Linked DNA regions of Homo sapiens: region 2 is linked to region 1. Evidence: chromatin loops called from intact Hi-C (ENCODE). Cell type or tissue: Caco-2. All regions are shown on one strand. Each heading gives the region's core, and the rest is flanking DNA. Links, peaks and the distances in the headings are about the cores only.

The links. A loop is a pair of places that touch in the nucleus more often than their neighbours do. Peaks named below come from ENCODE experiments on the same cell type or tissue, not always from the same donor. Only the 100,000 strongest peaks of a DNase experiment are listed, where the experiment ranks them.
Region 2: it touches region 1 in a loop (2.9-fold over the local background); 1 of 110 quality-filtered maps calls a loop at or near these places.

The regions. Positions count from the first base shown.
Region 1 is chr5:147,170,040-147,181,836 of GRCh38, reverse strand. It overlaps STK32A-AS1 (STK32A antisense RNA 1), which reads left to right. Exons shown (of 4, transcript NR_147190.1): 3 at 1,093-1,926; 4 at 4,348-4,802. Among named protein-coding and RNA genes, the nearest start is that of STK32A-AS1, 59 kb to the left of the region's middle. In Caco-2, for the core only: no CTCF peak of the experiment used is centred there; a DNase peak (open chromatin) is centred at 5,896.
Region 2 is chr5:146,855,243-146,867,039 of GRCh38, reverse strand. All of the region lies in intron 2 of PPP2R2B (protein phosphatase 2 regulatory subunit Bbeta), which reads left to right. Among named protein-coding and RNA genes, the nearest start is that of PPP2R2B, 18 kb to the left of the region's middle. In Caco-2, for the core only: no CTCF peak of the experiment used is centred there; a DNase peak (open chromatin) is centred at 6,369.

The sequences.
Region 1 (11,797 bases), core at 4,206-8,205:
ATACATGGGCTGCTTGTCTTAAGTCAAAGTTAACTGAAAGAATCACTATATTCAGGGGACTGAGATTACTTTGATTAACTTAGACCTGTCAGTGTCCACCCTTGAACCTGGGGATGAAGGCAGCTTAATCTTGTATTTGTTTTCATGCTGCTAATAAAGACATACCCAAGACTGGGTAATTTATAAAGAAAAAGAGGTTTAATGGACTCACGGTTCCACCTGGCTGGGGAGGCCTCATAATCATGGCAGAAGGCAAAGCGGAAGCAAGACCCATCTTACATGGCAGCAGGCAAGAGCTCATGTGTAGGGGAACTTCCCTGTATAAAACCATCAGATCTCATGAGACTTATTCACTATTATGAGAACAGCATGGGAAAACCTGCCCCCATGATTCAATTACCTCCCACTGAGTCTCTCCCATGGCATGTGGGGATTATGGGAGCTACAATTCAAGATGAGATTTGGGTGGGGACACAGCCAAACCATATCAATTTTTTTTTTTTTTTTTTTGAGATGGAGTTTCACTCTTGTTCCCCTGACTGGAGTGCAATGGCGCAATCTTGGCTCACCACAACCTCCGCCTCTTGGGTTCAAGCAATTCTCTTGCCTCAGCCTCCCAAATAGCTGGGATTATAGGCATGGGCCACCACACCCAGCTAATTTTGTATTTTTAGAGGAAACGGGGTTTCTCCATGTTGGTCAGGCTGGTCTCAAACTTCCGACCTGAGGTGATCTGCCCACCTCGGCCTCCCAAGCTGCTGGGGTTACAGGTGTATCAGTCTTAAAGTACAGGGCTGTCTGGGAAAAGGCTGGATACAAACAATGATCTGAGTCCTGCTATAAAGGAAAGTAGGGAATACATTATTAGTCACAGCCTTATCAGCACGAGTGGGAGAGACTTGGCGTTTTCTAATTGTTGATGCCAGATAAGGAAACTTAGCTGAAATATGGGTGTAAATATGAATCCCTTATGTCTTCATACTTTTCAAAGTTCTTTGACATTGAATCTCTTTGGTTCTTCACACAAACTGTTGCAGTTTTCAACAGAGAAAATATGATTCTCTCTCTTTTTTTTTTTTTTTTTTTTTGCAGATGGAGAAACAGAGGGAAGAAGAGACTTGGAATCACTCTGTCCTGGCTGTGGGTCTATGAAAAAGAATGTGGCCTACTGCTAAATACATTGATTTTGAAGCTAGATAGCTCTGGTTTTGGGGAGCAAGTGATTTGATCTCTCAGAGACTCAGCTACTTCATCAGTAAACAGAGATTACCATATCCACCAGTAATGGCTATAGGAGCAGTAATAGGGATGATATAGGTGAAAGCACTGATCACTGAATGATTCCAAAGACAGGTGCAGAGAGGTTCAGGCATCAGACAGGCTACCTGGATCCAAATCCCAGCTCCATCATTTACTACTTTCATGGCCTTTACAAACCACTAAACTTCTCTCTGAGCTTCAATTTTCCCATCTGTAACATGGGAACTAATAAAATGAAACCTTCCTAATAAAGTTGCCAGGAAGATTCATTGAGACATTGAATGTAAAGTATTTAACTCAATATAGAGCACAGGGGAGCACCAAATAAAATTCAGGTGTTACATTTTTAAGCACGTGTTCACCAAGGCTCCCAATTCAGGTGGTGAGGATTCTATGATGATCAATTCCTCCTAAGGTATTTGTAAAATGACCCACCAGATTACCAACCATTCCTGTATTTCCAGAACCCTTTGGAGTCCTTTATGTAACCTGGGAGAGCTGTTATTCTTTTTTCTTTTTGGTAGAAGTGAAATCCTGCAGGAAAACTTGCTCCATTTTGGTTATTTCTGTTATATCACAAGGTGGGCTGGATAGCAAGTTTTGGAAGCACTGAACACCCACACGGAGCTGGCTCCTCTCAGGCGGGGAGGCATCTTCACTAAGGAGGTGAGTGAAAAACATGACCCAACACAAATCATGCTTCAATTATATCCATTTCCTATAGTTGGGGGAAGGTTGCAGTGCTATCTTTTCCTCATTTGAAAGAGAAAGTAGAACATTTGGTGTGAATAAAGGCAGTGGCAAGAATGACATGTTTGGACAGCTATTTCACACTCTTGTTAAAGACATTAGCTTTTCTCCAGAATCAAAAGACAGAGTGGAGACCAGCCTTATGTCTAAATGTCAAAGAGCACCGAAATTCAAATGCAATTTTTTATGCTCAATTTATAGGCCTATTTCACTTTTTTGTCATCTGTTTTTAATTGGTAAGCTTACAAAAGATTGGGATATTGTCCTGTTTTAAAATTGTTTTCTCAACTAGGTCAAATGGTATTGTATACAGAGACGCAACTCTGAGTATTTTTCTGAGTCTATTTGCCTCTTAAAGACACATCAGGACAAGTGGACTGATTGTCAGTATTTATTACAAACATGACATTAGAAAATATTAATTCGGATTCATTAAGAGCTAATTATGTTCACTAGGGAAAATGGAGCAGAAAACACAAATAAAAAACTAAAAGCAATCATAATTCCAAACCAGCTGCTACAACTACCATAACATTTTCTTGTATCTCTTTCCACTCTTTTACTTTGCAGGTATGTTTTCATGATCATTGAGTTTTTTTAATGGGTGGTGCATGTGTGTGTTAGTATATATTTTATGTATATAAGTATATAAGTTTATAAGTATACAAGTATGCTTATATTTTAAACATCTTTCAATGATAGTATAAGCTTTTTCTCTTTAAAATTTATTATTACAAATACAATTATTCTGGACATACAAAAAGATACCAAGAGCTGTATAACAAACATGAGGTATCCACCACCATTTAAGAACAAATGTCATGACCAATCCCGTTGAATCTCTTCTCTGACTTGCAAAAGTAACTACAAATCTAATTTTGGCATTTATCATTTTTGTCAGGTATATATGCTTTTACTACAAATTTATGTTAGCTTAAGTATTTTTAGGATTTCCTCACTTGTTTTTGAAATTTTATGTAAATATTGTCATATAGTAGTTTTCCTGTAGTTTGCTTTTTCCCCCTCAATGTGATTTTTTTCCAGATTCATCTATATTGATCCCTACAGTTTTGGTTATTTTTAATGCAGTATAACATTCCATTTTATAAATATTTGTCACAAATTATTTGTCCACCCATCAGAGGATGAACATATGGAAATAACTTTGTATTCCAAGAAATGGCATTGCAGGGTTATAGGGTATAAATAGTCTCAGCTTCATTAACTTTATATGTTGGCAAATAGTTCCCCAAAGAAATGTATCAATTCTTCCCCGAAGAATTGTATCATTTCATACCATCAACATGTAAAATATCTTATTTCTTCAAATTCTAAGTCTTTTAAATATTTCTGCCTATCATACAAGTGTGAAATGTTTTTGGTTGCAGTATTCATGATCACTTTTAAGACTACTGGTGAGATTGAACACATTTCATTTGTGCTTTTTCTGTTCAAATTTCTTGTATGTGTTTCATATAACAATGTTTCAAATGTATTACTACTTATTTATTGGCATTTAGAAAACATATGTGCATGTGGGATACACACACACAGGTGTATAGGAGAATTAGATCCACGAAAATCAGGTGTTACAAAGAGTTAGGTACAAAACTATGAAGAAAGTAGAGAAGGATTGACCTGATACAATAGGCTTGTGGAGAGGCGACTGGTTGATAAAACCTGGGGAACAGTGATCTAAATAACAGATAAAGAACAAACAACTAGACGTCACTCTTATTTAAGCCAGAGAAAGAAAGTAAAAAAAAAAATCTTAAACTTTTTTTTAAACAGTTAAATGGAGTATCCATTTAGAATTTGTCAGGTGCAAAGCTATCACGAGAAGTTATTACATTCTTTCAGTAAAAGGCTTACTTATGGATAATGACGACCTTTGTTTGAATAACACTTCAACATTTGGAAACTCTTTGGCTGTATAATCTAAATCTGCCATGAGGCAAACATGACACAATTAGCCTATAAGAGACGGTTAATGTGTGAAGCAGGGAGGTAAGACTTGGTTTTTGCCTTCAAGGAGTTCATAGCCTGCTGATAGAGACAGAGGCACAAAGTTTTATAATTATAAAGGTACTTTTGGAATGTGGTGTTGCAGAGAAAGGGACCAATGCTACTATGTGGTGGGGAGAGGGAAGCTTTGCAGGGGGTGTGTGTCTCATAGGGTGAGTAATGCTTGGGAGATAGAAGAAAAAAAGGACATTCCAGACAGAGAAGCACATTCCTAAAGGCAAAAAAAAAAAAATGTTGAAGTGATGGGAACATATTCGAAGAACAATAGAAAATGATTGTGGCTGCAAATTACTTGACATTTCTCTTGTTCAGAGGTGCAGTCTGTGTCCCCGTCCTTGACTCTGAGAATCCCTGTGATCAACAGAATGCAGAAAAGTGACACTGCATGGCTTCTGAGGCTAGGTCCAGAAAAGGTGATGCAGCTTCCCCCTTTGCGCTGAAATGCAGTGCTTGGACCTCAGAGCTATTGACTAAGAAGTCCATGCACCCTGAGCTTCTCATGCTGGGGAAGCCACGTGTAGGCATTCAGTTCCCAGCCCAGCTGAGCTCCATCCTGGCTGCAACAATTGTTCTCATGAGGAAGCCATCTTGGACACTCAGCTCCATGGAGCCTCCACGAGTCGCCAGCCCCAACTGACATCTGTCTCACTGCAACCACAGAAGAGCCTCCAACCAAGAACTGCACAGCTGAACCCTTTCTAAATTCTTGATCTCCAAAAAGCCATGCACAAAATAAAATGGTTGTTTTGAGCCACTAAACTCTGGAACCTCGAGTAGGGGAGAAGTTCCTTTGGGTAGGTGTCATTTTCCTAGGCTACCATTCATTTTCTCTTATTTTGGTGATAGCAGTCTGATTTATGTGTGTGGGTGGGTCGGGGGTAACCCTGATCTTAAGTCATGTAGTTCAGGTGCCTCCTGGATGTGCCTGCCTAACCATCATATCCCCACTACGGTACGGTGTTTGTAAAGAGTTGAGCAAATAATCCAGGACAGACCACTGAGATTCTGCCTTGTGACTTTTGTTAAAATTAGTGAGAAAAAGTCACTCTCGGGGCAGGCTGGAGTAAAGAGGGATTGCTAAATAGATGCTAGGTAGGCCTGAAACTGCTGGGGGCCAATTTATTATGAAGCAGGAAGAACCTAATAAGGAATAAAGTTACTCTGGAGGAAAGCCAAGCAAAGGAGGGTGAGAGACAGCTTCCTGATGAGACTAAGCTTTGGACCCAGTTTTGCCTGGAACTTCGGCAGGCTGTTTTAGTTTCGTAAGTTAATACGTACTCCTTTTTGATTAAGCTATTTCAGAGGTGTCACTTGCATCTGAAAGATTCCTAATACAGACAGGTAAGATCAGGTCATGGAGGGCTTTGTGCCCTGTGATGGTAAAGTTTTACTTTATTCTGTAAAGAATGAGAACTATATTTTAATCAGGAGCAGGATGATGAGATGTACACTTTAGCAAGACACCTGAATGCACTGAGAAGGGATATTTTGGTGTTAGGAACAGGGAAATGGACTAGGAGTATATAGTGTTAGTTTAGGACATTATGATGCCAACTAATATAGCTGGTGGGATTGGATATGCAATTTGAGAAATATTTAAATCATGGAATCAACACAATTCAGACAGGTTGGGTGGTGTTGGGATAAGGAAGAGAGAAGAAGCAAGGATGACTTTTAGATGGATGGCTTATATACAAGCTGGACTATGTATCACTAAAGAGAATATTAGCTCCAGTTTATGTCTGATGACTCAGAAGTTAAACAACCTGCCCAAGGTTGTGTACCTAGTAAGAGCAGAACCAATCAGGTCTTTAGGCTCCAAGACTTTCATTCTTTGAATTGTATCAGGCCACTCACTGTGTTGAGGCCGCCATGTGCACTGCATTCCCAAGAAATCATAGCACATGGGGCTGCTTGTTGTTCAGCACATCAGGAGGAAGGCAAAATTATTAATGCTTTCTTTTGGTCTCCTTGCTGTGTCTGACTTGCTACCAAACAAAACCTCTGCAGCAGGGCATTTGTACTATTCAGGTTTTCTTGGCTGACTTATCAGCATTTGTGAAAAGTACAGACGATTTTGTTCCAGCCTTTCTGCATTCTGACTTCAGAAGCTGATTACAGATGCAGAAACATGAAGGGAGGTGAAATCTATTTCCCAAGATGGACTATGGATTGGTTCTAAAGATCAAAAGGGTGTGGCTTTTCAATACAAACAACAAAGTCTGGGAGTTTTTGCACAGTGGAAGAGAAAGGCAAGTAGTAAGGGTGGCAAAGTGCTCATTAGGAAGAAAAGTTAACAGGAAAACTTGGTTTAAATCAAGGCAAGTATGAAGAGAAGGTTATCAACTTTATGAAAAAGAGGACCAGAGAAGGCGAAGTGGCAAGCTGAGTGGCGAATGCTGCTTATCATATATCCAGTTAAAATTTCTTGGTCTCATTCTTCACCATTGTTAAAATACTTTAACATATTTTATATACACTTAAATATCTGCTCCTTTCTAGTAATATATTTTATGTCTTTTACCATCTTTGAGCCACAATGATCTCAACTGTGAAATGGGAGCAGTAACAAATTGCACCATAAGATTGTTGTGTTAAATAATGGCATGAATGTGCTTAGCCTGTTGCTTGTCACATGGAATCTGCACAGTTAATGCTCATAGCCTGTAACTCTTCCCATCCTCTTCAGCAAGCTTTTATTTAATGACGCAGTTACGAATGAGAAACTCCTGCAAGAATGATCAGTGTGCATTGGATAGATGTTAATTAGGTAGGACAGCCAGCATTATGTTCATTTGAAGGGGAAAAAAACTGAGGTTTTCAGAGGTTAAGTAGCTTGCTGCAAAGTGCTTAGCTATCAACAAATAGGAGGTGGTTTTCTCCAGAGGGCCCCAGGTGAGATGCACAGGTGTTACCCAGTGCAGACTTTTGGTCACCTTCACTTAACATGGTGATTGTTATCAGATGAGAAAGAAGACACCCTGGAATTGAGAAAGTGCCATACAAGATGAGGCCATTGCAAAGAGGAAAAAAGAGGCCCTGTGTGAGGCTAGGAAGACAGCACAACAATGAGCCCATGGCTTGCCAGGAAAGGATCAGAAATGGGAGGAGTGTTGTAGGCTAGTGGGACATTCTCAAGCTTCAGATCAGGTGATTCTGTGCCCAAATTATCACTCCTCCATGTATTATCTGTGTGACTTTGAACAAGGTTGTGTAACCTTTCTAAGCCTGTTTCTTCTTTTTTTTTGATTTTTTTTTTTTGAGATGAAGTCTCACTCTGTTGCCCAGGCTAGAGTGCAATGGTGCGTAATCTCGGCTCACTGCAACCTCTGCCTCCCAGGTTCAAGCAATTCTCCTGCCTCAGCCTCCCTAGTAGCTGGGATTACAGGCGAGCACCACCATGCTCGACTAACTTTTGTATTTTTAGTAGAGATGGGTTTCACCATGTTGGCCAGGGTGGTCTGGAACTCCTGACCTTGTGATCCACCCGCCTCAACCTCCCAAATTGCTGGGATGGATTACAGGCATGAGTGGCCGTACCCAGCCTTGTTTCTTCAGTTCTAAAATGGATATAATAATGTCTTATTTAATTATCACTGTTAGTATACATTGACATGTCTTGTAAAGTACCCATCCAGTCCAATTCCTTAGGAAATGCTTAATAAGTAATAATAATTATGAGCCTAATTATTGTTTTTATTTTGGAGCAAGCCTTAGCTGAACATTTTCCCTGTGGAAAAAGATTGTTTGAATGGGCATTAACCAATCTGGAGGGATTTATAACATTTCAAAAAGACTGTTATAAAACTAGGGATAGTTTGCCAGAACTGAAAATCAATGCATTTAATGTTCAGCTGTTTTGAATGAGGAGGTAGTGCAGGTAACAGACTCTTGGCAGCCCATCCCCATTCCTGTTTCAGTCCTGAACCCAGGCATGGGCTTAATGTGAGAGATAGAAATAGGGCAATCGATGACTGAGATTCAGAAATGGGGCAGAGCCGGAAATGTCTGTTGTAAATTAATTAATTTTAAAAAGTCAATTAGTGAAGATGTGTTTTTACATTTTGAAGCCACTACTTCCCGACTTGTCTGGAAAGCCTGAGATTAAGAATCACACTTTGGAGGTAAGGGAATACACTAGTCTGTTCTTGCCCTGCTATAAAGAACTACCTGAGACTGGGTGATTTATAAAGAACAGAGGTTTAATTGGCTCCTGGTTCCACAGGCTCTCTAGGAAGCGTGGTTGAGGAGGCTTCAGGAAACTTGCAATCATGCAGGCACACATTGCATGGCTAGAACAGGAGGAAGAGAGTGAAGGGGGAGGTGCTATACACTTTCAAACAACCAGACCTCGTGAGAACTCACTATTATGATAACAGCAAGGGAGGAATTCACCCCCAAGATCCAATCACCTCCCACCAGGCCCCTCTTCCAACTTTGGGGATTACAATTTGACATGAGACTTGAGTAGGGTCACAAATCCAAACCATATCATGGGACAAGTGATTGAAGACTCATCATTCTGTTCTGAATGAATTTTATGACCAACTTGCTGTGTAGAGGGAGACATTTGCCAAATTTCATTCATAATGGGTTCTGCATACAGAACAGCTCGGATTCCAGTTAGCCATTATTATTGTATGAACTTGCATGAGTCACTTAAATAATTTGTGACCCAATGTACTCATCTGTAAAATGGAGATGCTAATGGTAACTTGTTTGTAGCCTTTTGTGATGATTAAATAAGATTACTTTGTAAAGTGCGTAGACTGGTGTTTGGCATTGAATATATGCTCACGAAACATTAGTCACTTTTAAAAGTTACCATCTCAGAAAGAGAACTGAGATTTAGCTTAAGCCTTGTAAAACTCCCCGTTGATAGTTGTGCTCATCTGCTTTCTGCTTCCCTGAAAGACTTTTAAAACAAAAAGGTGTGAATTGTGAAGACATCTTGTTTTTAAGTCAGCAACCAGGTGGGGGGAAGCTGCTATTAGCACACAGACTTTAGAAGCTAAGACCTCATAGCATGAGGAGTGGGATGGCAACCACATTGAGAAAATAGACCTAAGCCAAAGAGATGTGCCTGGGGGCTCTTCAAGGTGAAAAGTGACCTCATACAAGTTTAGAGTTGGATCTCAGAGAAGGTGTCAAGTCTAATATCTTCCCCTTCTAATGTGTGAAGACCACTTGAAGCATTCCTGGCAAGTGGGAGTTCAGCCTCTTGTTTATTTAAATAAATTTTTATTTTAGAATAGTGTTAGATTGATTGACAGAAAAGTTGCAACAACAGTACAGAAATTCCCGTATACCTTGCGCTCAGTTTCCCCTACTATTAACATTTTACTTCAGCATGTAGCTCTATCACAACTAATGAACCAATATTGATACGTTATCATTAACTAAACTTCATAATTCATTTGGATTTTGTTAGTTTTTCTTTAATGTCCTGTTTCTGTTCTGGGATCTCATTCAGGATACTGCATTACACCGAGTCAATACATGTCCTTATGTTCCTCTGGGCTGTGACTTGCTTTCTCAGGCTTTCCTTGTTTTCAATGACCTTGACACTTTTGAGAAATACTGGCCAGGTATTTTGTAGAATGCCTTCTTCCTAGGATTTGCCTGATGCTTTGCTCATAGTTAGACTGGAGTTAGGGATTTGGGGGAGGACAACCACTGAGGTAAAGTGCCCTTCGCATCACATCACGTGAGGGTGTGAACTGTTGGCATGACTTATCCCTGCTGTGGACCTGGATCACCTAGTTGAAGTGATGTTAGGCTTCCTAATTGTAAAGTTACTCTTTTTTCTGCTTCTCCACACTGTATTCTTTGGAAGAAGTCACTCACTAAGTATAGCCCATGCTTAAGGGATTGGGGAAACACCTTTTGCAATAGATGGTAAGAAGATCAACAATATTCATGAACATATATTATGGGCTTATTCTATGCCAAAGTCTACATGACTCTTCCTGCACGCTAACTCATTTCTTCCTCAGGGCAGCCCTAAGGACAAACCCAGGCTCAGAGAAGTGACCTGCTCAATGTCACACCACTAGTGCCTGTGAAGGCTTAGTTTTAAATTCAGGGCTCTTTGCTTATGTACCTCTCTCCCATAAGTGGGGTTCCTTTTTTTTTTATTGTACTTTAAGTTCTAGGGTACATGTGCACAACGTGCAGGTTTGCTACATATGTATATATGTGCCATGTTGGTGTGCTGCACCAATTAATTCATCATTTACATTAAGTATTTCTCCTAATGCTATCCCTCCCACCTCACCCCACCACGTGACAGGTCCCAGTGTGTGATGTTCCCCACCCTGTGTCCAAGTGTTCTCATTGCTCAGTTCCCACCTATGAGTGAGAACATGTGGTGTTTTGTTTTCTGTCCTTGTGATAGTTTGCTGAGAACGATGGTTTCCAGCTTCCTCCATGTCCCTACAAAGGACATGAACTCATCCTTTTTTATGGCTGCATAGTATTCCATAGTGTATATGTGCCACATTTTCTTAATCCAGTCTATCATTGATGGACATTTGGGTTGGTTCCAAGTCTTTGCTATTGTGAATAGTGCCACAATAAACATACATGTGCATGTGTCTTTATAGCAGCATGATTTATAATCCTTTGGGTATATTCCCAGTAATGGGATGGCTGGGTCAAATGATATTTCTAGTTCTAGATCCTTGAGGAATCGCCACACTGTCTTCCACAATGGTTGAACTAGTTTACAGTCCCACCAACAGTGTAAAAGCCTTCCTATGTCTCCACATCCTCTCCAGCACCTGTTGTTTCCTGACTTTAATGATCGCCATTCTAACTGGTGTGAGATGGTATCTCATTGTGGTTTTGATTTGCATTTCTCCATCAGTGAGGTTTCTAAATGCTCTGCTTTGATCTGTACAGTCTGGTGTTTGTTTTCTACTTGATAAATCAGAGTCTCATGTTTTCTCAAAACTGGATATTCTTGCTAGGTTCCTGTGTGAGTTCAATGTGAATGTCATCATCCGCTCCCCTGCCTGGCCTGTGGCGCCTGTGATGTGGCCTCTCAGACATGCCAGGTTGAACTTTGCTCCTGCCACATGCTGGGCCCCTAGATACGTCTCAGAGGTCAGCATGGCCTTGCCTCCAAGCCAGGATGTTCCTCCCCTAAATATGTGATTTGCAGCAGTGTCAGCTTTTATCTTTCTTATATCTCTGGTGTTCATTTGCAGTAAGGAATATTTGGCAGCTTTTTTCTTTCTTTTCTTTCTTTTTTTTTTTTAAAAAAAAAAAACAAGGCTAGTAGACTTTCATCAAGAATGCTTTGTTCTATTTTGTTCTGAAATCCCTTGAGAAAAAAGAAGTAAGTTTTTCCCTATGAAAATGCTGCCATGAACATTCCTTGGAGACAAATCTTTATATGCTATTAACGACTCTCTGATTATCTTGTGCTTTTAGTGTCTGTTCCCCTGTATTTACCTGGGTAACTGAGAATCAGCAGCACCTTCAACAGAGGTAAAGACAGCCTATCATTGAAGAATAATAATTCAGCCTGTGGCAGGTGCCTGTGGTGGATTCGTAATCTTTCAGAGCCTCACATGATACATAAGGTCAAAAATCCTTGGTGTGTTTTTATTACAAAATATGAATTTGTGATGACAATAGAGAACCAGGTACAAAGTGCATAAAGAACATAGCCTGGGCTTGGAACTAGATGCTTATTCTCGGTGCAGCCCTTGGCTCAGTTTGTGACTTTAGTGAAGTCACCTCTCTGTCCCTGCAC
Region 2 (11,797 bases), core at 3,939-7,938, 310 kb after region 1:
GTATAACTTGCATCAGGAGATTTGGAAACAAACACAAATGACTCTCAGTAAACATGCAACTCAACCTGAAGGAGCAGAAGTTTGCCTATGTACCAGAGATTAGTCTACTCAATTAGCTGTGAGTACTTATAAAGGATGTTGTAGGCCTGTTTTACAGAAAGAATGGAAGGCACTTTTTCTTCTTGGAGTGTCAGCTACTTGGAGGTCTGTTAAAAGGACTTCTGCTGTAATTATGATCATGAGGAAGAGCCACTATATACTGAGTGCTTGCAATGTAGCAGGAATCAGGTTAAGTATTCTGGATGTACTCTATGTGATATACTATGTATTATGTATCTATGGTATACTACATATGATGTATATATGATATAGATGCCTCTGTGTGCATATATATGTGTGTGTATATATATGTATGTATCTGCGTGTGTGTATATATATATAATTTAATCTTCACCACAACCCTCAAAAGTATGTATAATTAGAGCTGAATTAGGTGAGACTTTAGATCTTATTCACCATTGTTTATCCATCTCCTAGTATAGTATCTGGTGAAAAAGCACTCATTACACACTTATGGAGTGAAAGAGAAAATAGATTTCTACTTTGCTGATGATAAAACTGAGGCTTAGAGAATTTGTGTCATCTTTCCCAGTATCAATCAGCAGACCCAGGACTTGAATGCAGGTATGTCTGACATAAAAATATATGTTATTAAGAGCAAACTGACGTACAATACAATAATTTTTCTGTACAAAGTTATTGGACATATACTTTGGATCTCATATTGCCTATGAATATTCTAATAGAATGAAACTTTGGTATTATCTCCATTTTGTAAAATTATGTCGATGTTCTAGAGCAGGGATCAGTAAACTCTTCCTGTAGAGGGTCAGATGATAAGTATTTTAGCCTTTGCTGACCATACAGCCTTTGTCCCAGCTACTCAATTCTTCCATTGTAGTATGTGGACATGGCTGTATTCTAGTGAAACTCTATTTACAAAATCAAGGAGTAGCCTGTAGACCATCATTTGCTGACCCCTGTTCTAGAAGAGTACCGGGAACCTAATAGAGGTCCAAACAGTATTAATCGTCTAAGTGAGTGGCTGCAGTAAGTGCTAGAGGGAAGCTCACCTCACCAGAAGTGGTTAAGTGGGGAGGTGGGGCCTTGGTAGGATGCTGGCAGGTAGAGATGGGTGGCAATGGCTTTCCTCATTGGAGGCAGAGTCTTGTGTGATGTTAGGAGGCAAAAGTATGCGAGGAAGGTGGCATGTTGTTTTAACAAGTGAGCTGGAGATTAGAGATGTAATGGAATGAATGTTTGACAGCTCATTAGAGTCCTCACACATAGCCATATCCCTTCTAATCAGTGTCTGTCCAATAGTTCACTCAGTAGTTATTTTAAAAACATTTATTATATATTAGGCACTGTGCTAAAAAACCTAGGTATAAAATATTTAAAAATTAAATGTAGACCCTGCTCTCACAGAACTTGCCTTCTATTGGGAATATATACGTTAAAAAACACACGTGAATATGAATATGAAACCTGTTAAAGAAGGAAGATCCTTTAAGAGAATAAAGTACATGTTCATTATGAAAATTTTGACTGTACAGAAAATTCTAAAAGAGAAAATCAAATTTACTTCTAGCTGTGCCAGAGACAGTCATTATAAACATTTTTGATGTGCTATATTTCCTTCCAGGCTCAGTGTGTGTGTGTGTGTGTGTGTGTGTGTGTGTGTGTCAGAGACAAAGAGAGAGATGAATGGAGAATGCTAGGATTCTATGCAAAACAACATCATCTATAGGGTTTGTTTGTTTGCTTTTGCCCCAGACACAAACTGTTAGCATTTTTCTATGATATTCTATAGTTGAACCACAATTTTGCCTGTTGCCTAATAATGAAAGTTTAGATTATTTCCAATATTTGCTATACTAATTCTGAAATATATAAATAATGTATTTGGTTATGTTATAGACTCTAAATCATGTCTTTGGTTATGTTTTAGAACAAGTTTCTAAAAGTAGCTTACTGGGTTAAATGGTATGAACAATTATGTTTCTAGATGATAGGACTAAATTACCTTCTAAAATGGCTATCCCAAGGAATACCTTTGTAATTACTGTAGGCGTTTTCCACTTTTGTTCTATCCATATTTTGCTTCCACCTCACATTGTCACAAATTTTCAAGGTGCTTAAGTTTATCCTAGGAAACTTATGTGGGGTGAAGATCAGAGAAAAAATTCTTAAAGATACAGCCATTGAATTTTAATTTGATCCCATTGCCCTTCTACCCCGCAAAGCTCCAGGTACTTCGACCCTTTCTGAGAGGAGAGGCAGGCTCAATTCTCAGCCTCTGCCATTAAGCACATGGGTGAGTAGTTTGTACCCTGGGATTCAGTTGCCCACCTATATTAAATAAAATTACTTTCATGGTTCCAGGGCATCATTTGTAGATGAGTATATGGAACCTGGTGACCCAGAAATGTTAATTTTCTTCAAACTGGTGAGTAGGTAACTTCAAAGAATGATTGACCCAGTATGACAACCAGTATGGTTGTTTAATGAGCTAGTCTCTCATGGGGTACAAATTTGACATTTCGGAAAGCTGTGCTTTTTTTTTTTTTTTTTTTTTTTTTTGGTTAATACTATGTGTGGTTGAATGAAATTTGAACCCAGGCAAATCTGAAAAAAATTAGACTTTAACTATCAATGACTTTAGACTTCCAGACATCTCTAGTCTTCTCCCAAAACTGGCACTATTGTTTAATCTAAATAAAAAGTACAAATCTTATAAATTACCACTGTAGTTAACATTCTATAGTTGAACCATAATTTTACTAGCCACCTAATGATGGAAGTTTAGATTCTTTCCAATATTGCTGTAATAATTGTGAAATAGATAAATAATGGCATGACTCTAAACCGTGTCTTTATTTTTTAGAACAAGTTTCTAAAGGCAAGATTACTGGATTAAATGGTATGAACAATTATGTTTCTAGATGATAGGAATAAATTTCCTTCTAAAATCGCTGTTCCAAGGAATACCTTTGTAATTGCTATGGCCCTTTTCCACTTTTGTTCTGTCCATATTTTCAGTGAGCGATTTTTAGTCCACTTTCAAAGTATATTGGCTGTCTGCATTTCAGCAGTCTTTGGGGGTTACAGTTGGGAGTCGGTGTGAAATCTCAATTCATTTAGCCTGAGTATTTATTTAGAACATTCTTCCTCTTTGAAGTGTCTTGGGTTATTGAAATAAAAATATTAAGCTCTTTGAGGCATTTTTTTAATTTAAAAAAGTTTATACAATATTTTAAAAATTATACGCAGGATAAGCACATAAAATTTAAAGGATGGATGGATGGATGGATGGATGGATGGATGGATGGATGGATAGATGGATGGATGGGCAGTTGAATGGATAAATATTTGTGGTGGTTAGTAGGTGACCCAGTTGCCTTCTCAGAGGACTAAAAGTGTTAAAGCATCTTCTAGAAACTCCAAGTTTCAATGGAGATTTGGGGGTGCAATATTAAAATCTACTTTTCATCCTCTTCCTCTTCTGTCTTGGAGCCAAGGGTAGGTGGGATTAATTAGAGTAGCGCAGATCTGTAGGGACATGCAAACTGGAACTCATCAATGGTGCCAGTTTAAAAGGAGAAGATATGACAGGCAGAGAAGAGCTTCCCTAGAACCCTGAACTATCAGAAGAGATTAGGACAGTTTAGTGTTTCCAGCTGACATATCCTGCAATGACTAATTTCTAATCCCTTTTCCTATTCTGTAGGATTAGCCTGGGTGAAACTGACATACTATGTTTTAGAAGTCAAGACCTTCTGGTCACTTAATAGGATATAGAGGGAAAGTTTTGGGTGCAGTTCCATTTGTGAACAAGATGTATTTTTCTGTAGGTTCTCTGACCCCTTCTGGGGTCAGAGATCAGAAACTTGGTAAGCACCCACCAGGACCTACAAATCTCTGTGCACTGTGGAAAAAAAAAAAAGCAAAAGCAGTCTGATTATCGTATTGTACTTCAGCTGGCAACATGCTTACTCAGTCCTCAAGCTTCCTCAGCACAATTTGAGATGGAAATTTTCTGATCAGAATTTTTCCTATAAGTCTTAGAAACTTGGATTTGAGCCCATTATGTAAGCCAGGGTTTTTTTTTTTTTTTTTTCCAATTACTTGACAAGCAGGTTGCCTTTGAGTCACTCATATGAATGGCCTTGATGTAGACATTGGCACATGCTGAAAAGGCAAAAAAAAAAAAAAATTTACTTTTCTTTGACCCTTTAAGAAGATTAGTCTGTTCACAGTTTTCTCCTGTGCTTATAAACCTTCATGTTTCCTGCCTGTCCTCTCATCTTTTAAGTCTCTCCTAATTGATCTTCAAAGCATTGAGGCTGGCTTGTGCTGGGTCCTCACTACTCCAGGCCATTCCTGCTTCCCCTTCCCTGGTACCTGCAAGGCCTGCCTCCAGTCCACATTTTCCTGTGAAGTTTTTCCTGAATTCCTCAAGTTGTTTGATCACCACAGCAATCCTATGAGCTTATAGATATTTTCCCCATTTCACGAATGTGGCAACTGAGGTCCAAGTTCAGACAGCTAGATCTAAAGACACAGATCCTGCACGTCATCTCCCCAACAAGACAGACACTCCAAGAAGGCAGTGACCACATCTTTCCCTCTAGTTTACCATACAAAGGACAGTAGGGTTCTTGGCACACAGGTGCTTAGTAATGGTTTTTGAATTTGATTTCAATTTGAGAGTAGATTAACAGCATTTCTGTAGTTAGGAGAGCAGCCAGTTACATATTCTTTTCTTGGGAGTTTAGACTTGCAGGTCCCTCTGAATGAGGTAAAGCCAGGTCCTCCTACCCCAACTAAAGTTTAAAGATGCAGGGGAGATGTCAAAAGATGTGATCTGAGATTTCTGCAATCACTTGGAAACTGTACTGGCTAATTAAGATCATAATAGATTATTTATTCTTTCATTCACTCGTGTTTATGCGTGTGTTCTTTCACTCTTTAACCATTCAGCAGGTATTTACTGAGCAACTGAAACTTCATTCATATTATATGAGTTATTACATGATAATATCAATAAGAAAAATTATGTGAAAGTTTATTAATATTGGCTATGAGGGGGATGAAAGCAGCAAGCCAAAAAAAAAAAAAAACAATGCTGTATTTTAAAGAAAGTCAAAGGTAGCTTCATCCATGATAAAAAGGGTATGTAAAGTATGATTTCTCTTATATAAAATTTTATTTGTATAGACAAAGAATTCCATGGAAAAATGGCAACAAAAATATATTGATAACTCAGGCTGATGAAATTTTAGGTAACTTCTACTGTTTTTATATTGTTTATAATGTATGACAGTTTTAAATAAATATATACATTGTTTATATAATAAAAACAGTAAGGCTGCCATTGTGGTGAGAAACAATTCATGGAGTGTCTGCTATGTGACTAGTCTCTGGGAATTAATGTAGCGAATATTCACCTGAGTTCTTCCTTTTACTTTGAAGACACATTAGTTTGACGACGGGCGCGGTGGCTCACGCCTGTAATCCCAGAACTTTGGGAGGCTGAGCTGGGTGGATCACGAGGTCAGGAGATTGAGACTATCCTGGTTAACACGGTGAAACCCCACCTCTACTAAAAATATAGGAAATTAGGCTGGGCGCGGTGGCTCACACCTGTAATCCCAGCACTTTGGGAGGCCGAGCTGGGCGGATCATGAGGTCAGGAGATCGACACCATCCTGGCTAACACGGTGAAACCCTGTCTCCACAAAAAATACAAAAAAATTAGCCGGGCGTGGTGGCGGGCACCTGTAGTCCCAGCTACTCAGGAGGCTGAGGCAGGAGAATGACATGAACCTGGGAGTCAGAGGTTGCAATGAGCCGAGATCGCGCCACTGCACTCCAGCCCGAGCGACAGAGGAGACTCAGTCTCAAAAAAAAAAAAAAAAAAAAGAAAAAATTCAGTTTGAATGCTGGAAGAGGAGTGATAAGTGAACACTGTGACTGTCAGCTTCTATAGCAAGAATCCTTTTTAAGGTCTGTCACCTGAAGATCTGGGTGAAAAGGCTTTAGCAATGAGCCTGGCCCTTAGATTTATAGCCCCTTTGGTCCTTATGTCTTGGCTGCGACAAGAAAGCTAAGACTATATCTCTGATCTCAGCCAATCATTTTATAAGGGGACTGAGCAACGGTCTGGATGAGTCAGTGAAAATCAATTGCAATGATGGAAAACTCATCTAAGAAAAAATGTCCTAGAGCCAGTGGGTCAGAGCCAGCCCCTCTGCACATGAAAGATTTCAGTCTGTGTTTATTGACACAGAGGGTGGTTTTAATTACCCTGAAGGAATTTCTGGCATGTTTTGCCAAAGCCAGTTTTAAAATGTTTAGTCAGTGGATTAGTGACTATCGGACCTACTGGAGAGGTCTGCATATGGGGCAGCAGGTCAAGTGTAGTGTATGGCAATGAGGCTGTTAAAGACAGAGTATGGGTACATTTTGTCAGAGAAACATAGGAGAATACTACCATCCACTCATAAGATGATCTTGCTTTAGAAAGTGTGGTGTGTTTTCTGTGTCAAAGGCTTGATTTCCTTTCTTGGTTTCATGATCTAAGCAATCTCATGACCTCTGTTTTTGATATACTGAAAAGGGAACATGGGTAAGATGGTCTAGAGCCAGAGTTTGAGTGATTAATCAAGCAATCAGTTCAAGCCACAACTAGCAACTTGAAAGAGTGAATATGCTTTTCTAAATTTGATAGGCCCAGGGAAAATGTATACTTAAAATAGCATGATGGCTTTTGTTTTACCTGTTTGTGTGGACCTGTAAAACGTTTTAAGATGAGAGCTATAAAAGGAAAAGCAGGATGGTGGTGCCACATCACAAAGCAATTTTAATCTGCTAGATACCTTGAGAGGAAACCATAGTCCAAGATAAAGGTAAAATCACTAGAAAAATTGTTTTCCTGATTTTTGTGTTTTTGCTCTTATACCTTTTGGTTGAATCTCTCCAATAAGATGGAAAAACACTTAATAGTGCTAAATACCATATTTTCTTCATCTCTCCAAGGTAAACTTCAGATAGAATTTCTTTTTTTTCCCTACACAAAACTGTCCTTCATACTACCTCCTTTCCCTGATGTTCTAATCTATACATAGGCCACGTTCTACTCTCTGATGTAGACAAGCAAGAGACTTGGCACCTTGAAATTTGAATAGAAACCCAAAGAGCCCATGTTGTTGAGCTGCTATTTATGTCCTGTTCATTTACATGGTAGTTTTGTGATATTCCTTGTTGCTTTCACAGAAAGGTTTCTCAGGCTATTTCATACCAACATGAACTTATCTGGGGGGTTTGCCACGCTTACTGGCTCTTGACTCCCTCTTTTTTTAAAACTTTTATTTTAGGTTTAGAAGTACATGTGTAGGATTGTTAGATAGATAAGCTGCATGTCACAGGGGTTTGCAACATGCACATTATTTGGTTACCCAGGTAATAAATATCTTACTCCCTCTTAACCATCAAAACAACTGATCAAACAATTCAGTTGTCTTTGGCACTGCTGATAGTTTTCAACTCTTAAGAATTGCCCCTTCCTCTTGCTTTTAAATTAGTTCTTCAATAAACCAACTTCTCCAAACAGGTTGATACATTAGCAGCTAAATATTAGGCAAGGAAGGAGTTATGTAAAATAGTAATGTCATCTTATACTTGTGGGAGGGGTTTTGTATTTCTGCAAAGCATTTTCACAGCTCTTATCTACTCTGCTCAACAAATATAAAGAGTAAATTTCCTTTATTCTCATTTTTTCAGTGAGAAAACTGAGATCCAGTGGAGTTAATCAACTTGTCTATGATCACATACCTAGTTTATGGTGGAGAAAAGACTGAGGTTTAGAGACTGATTCATAAAACCGAGCTCTTTCTATGATATTGGAATATCAGATAAATCAATAAACTCCCAACTAGATGAAATCTTATAGTCTTGGAAAAAAGTGCATCTGCTTGCTGACTCTCTGTAAGACACTGACCACTAACATTTTTAGAACAAGGTTCTTTGGGTGGAACAACTTGGTGTGCTTTACACCTTTGATTTTGGGGCTTGGGCATGGGTTGTGTCTCATTCCTAAAGTCACTCATTGTTACTCTTGCCAAGTGGAAGAGTCTCTGGAACCACATTCCTGGACAGTGGTGCAAGCCTTAAAGCACTAGGGTTTGGTGATAATAAAGACATAGAGAAGCCAGTGGATTTACTTTTATGTCATGGCTGTATATTGCGCTCAAGTATCTAACTCACAGATATCTACCATTTGGAATGAGCAAGAAAATAGGTAAGAAAAACAATGGATTGATCATCACCAACACCATTCTGATCCCCAGAAACTAGTCACTAATTTACTAGTGACTAGTAAACAACATTTACTGAGTACTGTGTGTATTTTTTTTGCCTCATTTCCATTTTATTATGTAAGCAGTGAAATCTTTGATAAGAAGATGGGCTCATTACTTAAATCCTCTAACTGCAGTTGCCCCTATGTAAAGTTAAGACAATAGTAGTAACTACTTTCCATGGTTGTTGTGAGGATTAAGTGAGATAATACTTGTACATGGCTAGTTCAGTCCCTGACACAGATTAAACATTCAGTGAGTAGTTGGTTGTTTTTAGTAGTTTTAGAAGACTTAAGTGGTCATAAGTATTATTTGCACTGGACCACATACATTTTTACCCTCCCAACCCTAGAGTTTAGAATTATATGAAAAAAGTAGTCAAGAAAACAGACTCTGGAGATGACTGGGTTTGTATCCTGGCTCCACCACTTGCTAGTCCTTGGGCAAGTTATTTAACCTCTCTAAGCCCAGGTGCCTCATCTGTAAAATAAAGATAACAATGCTTAACCTCATAAGGCTATTGTAAGTATTAAAAGTGACGGTGCCTGTAATGTGCTCATGACAGTCCCAGGAAAATAGTAGGTAGTAATTGCTAAATGTTAAGCTGTATTTTTATTAATGTTAGTACAGTTGGCTGGGCATGGTGGCTTATGCCTGTAATCCCAGCACTTTGGGAGGCCAAAGGCAGGCGGATCACCTGAGGTCGGGAGTTCGAGACCAGCCTGACCAACATGGAGAAACCCTGTCTCTACTAAAAATACAAAGTTAGCCAGGTGTGGTGGCACATGCCTGTAATCCCAGCTACTAGGGAGGCTGAGGCAGGAGAATTGCTTGAACCTGGGAGGCGGAGGTTGCAATGAGCCGAGATCGTGCCATTGCACTCCAGCCTGGGCAACAAGAGCAAAACTCCATCTCAAAAAAAAAAAAAAATTAGTACAGTTATGTATATGTCTTAAGATATTACCGTTAGAAGACAGTTGTTTTGATTACAAAACAGAGGACAAATAAGTTAATACACTAACCTTAATCTTTGATCCAGTATCAGTACTGGCTGGTGGTGATTTTATCTCTTTTAAATAATCTGTTAGGTTGGATTCTTTTTCTGAATATGAAATGAAACATTGAGGAAACTAAAACTCATTATCTACTCCATGCACCATCAGCAGGATATTTAAGGATAATAAATTTAAGATACTAAAAAATTAACAATAATGGACTAATTATGAACCTTTTGTTCTATATTAGTGGTATGTTGAAGCTTCCCATTAAGGCCTAATTTTTTTTAATCTTACACGTTTATTTTGAATATTTCTTCTTATATCACCTTTTTCATAGTTTCTCGTAGGATATAACCTCATACTTCTGAACGCTTGCAGAGAAATGGGGCCATTTCTAACGAGTGAGGTGACTTACTTCTGCTCCTGAATAGTTCCTATTGCATAGAAGTTGTTCTGCACCAGAGCATTCTCTTTCACCCACTGCTCCTAGCCCTGCACCATAAAACCCTACCCCAAACGCTGAGTATCCTGTCCACAGGACCCTACTTTGGCTATATGAAGCCAGCTCTCCTGATCACTACAGCCTCTTCAAAACTCCCTAGAGGTCATACAGCAGCTGTTTTCAAACTTTAACGTGCATTAGAATCACCTGAAGTATTTGTTAAATACAAGGTTCCAGGCTCCACCCCCTCAAGCTTAGAATAGGTCTATAGGCCTGTGAGTTTGATTTTTTCAGTTTCCCAGGTAATCCTACTGCTGCTGATGATGATCAGGAGCAACACTTTGAGACCGTGGCTCTCTGTCTGTCTTCTCAAGTGAGTAGGCAGTCCACTTCAGGTCGACGGGGCTGAGGCAAGGAAGCTTTTACAGTGTTGATTGTGTTACCTTGTTAGCCTGGATTTTGACAGGCCTGGAGCAAACTCTCCCAAAGAGATGGTAGGGGGTATGTGGAAAGTATGTAAATGCACCTGTATGTTACCAAAAGTTGAAGCATCACTACCTCCTGGAGTCTGGATCTGAACCCCATGTTTGTCACAGGAGCCAAGGGAGAACCCAAGACAGAGAATAGTGGCCCAATAATGAAGCATGAATTATCCAGATGAAAACACCTATGGAAATAAAGGTATTCGTATTATTATTTATACCTACTCTTCTTGATAAAGTAGCAGTATAGAAGTGTTAAATAGTTCCAATTGCTTAAAATTTGTTCCGTGGGACACAAGTTAATTTACATTTTTTAAATAGTTCCAGTTGCTTAAAATTTGTTCCGTAGGACACAAGTTAATTTACATTTTTTAAATAGTTATTGTACATAGGAAGCATAGTTTGATTTACTGTTTTAAGAACAAGAACATATTTTGACCAAATGTACATGGGGATGATATAACTGGTTATAAAATTACCAGGAGAGAGAGTGTTGGCTAAACAAGAATAGAGCCTGCTTTATTGATGTTAGGTTTGTTGAATAAGCTAGAGAACAAAGTAGATATATTAACTGCTCAAACAAAGAAAAAGAGCTTGGGGTCAAGACACAAAGAAAAAGAGCTTGGGGTCAAGAGGCAAAGAAAGACAATATGGGCATCTTACTTTGAATATAACGAAGAATAAAAGGTATCACTGAACAGGTAATTTCCAATGAGAAAATAGATCTAGAAATCACTGTGTAGGAAAAACAACTTCTCACCTGTATCAAATATTCTAAAGCCCTTTCATTATTAACTCCTAAGTAGTTACACTTGATTTGGATGAAGTAGCATGAAGGCTTCTGCTAGGCTTTTTTATTCATTTCTCGATACAGTGTGTGGTGAGGCTTTAGCTTTACAGCCTCCACATTTGGCTATATTTTGGGATAATGGAAAATAAAATTTAATACAAAAGAACTGTATTTTGATTTAAGAAAGAGAATCATCAGAGATTCTCTTTAGAGGTGGAGTTTGTAACAGAGTTTGTATGAACCCTGAGAGAGATCAAAGAGTACAACATTCAGAAGAGAAGAGCTCCCTTTAATAAAAGGAACGAAGAGGGAAAAAGGCTCTAGATAAATATTTTATCATAGAGCTAATAAAATTTAAAAGGTGGTCACAGTTCAAAAAGGGAAGAAAACAAAAAGCAGGTATGTGTGTATGTGTATGTATACTGTGTTTGTGTCTGTATGCATATATGTTTGTGAATATTCTCCATCAGACTATGGATAAAGATGTGTGAGGCATTTGTGTCCTAAGGGAACTATGCAATGTTAGCATTATGCATTTATAGAGACTCCATGCAGGTGATATTTTTAAATGTGTTTTTATATAAAATAATAAGAGCAGGTTTTGCTTTTAAATAGTGTTGGTGATGTGAGGTAGAGTTCAGCTCTTCCCTTGCTATTGAAAAATT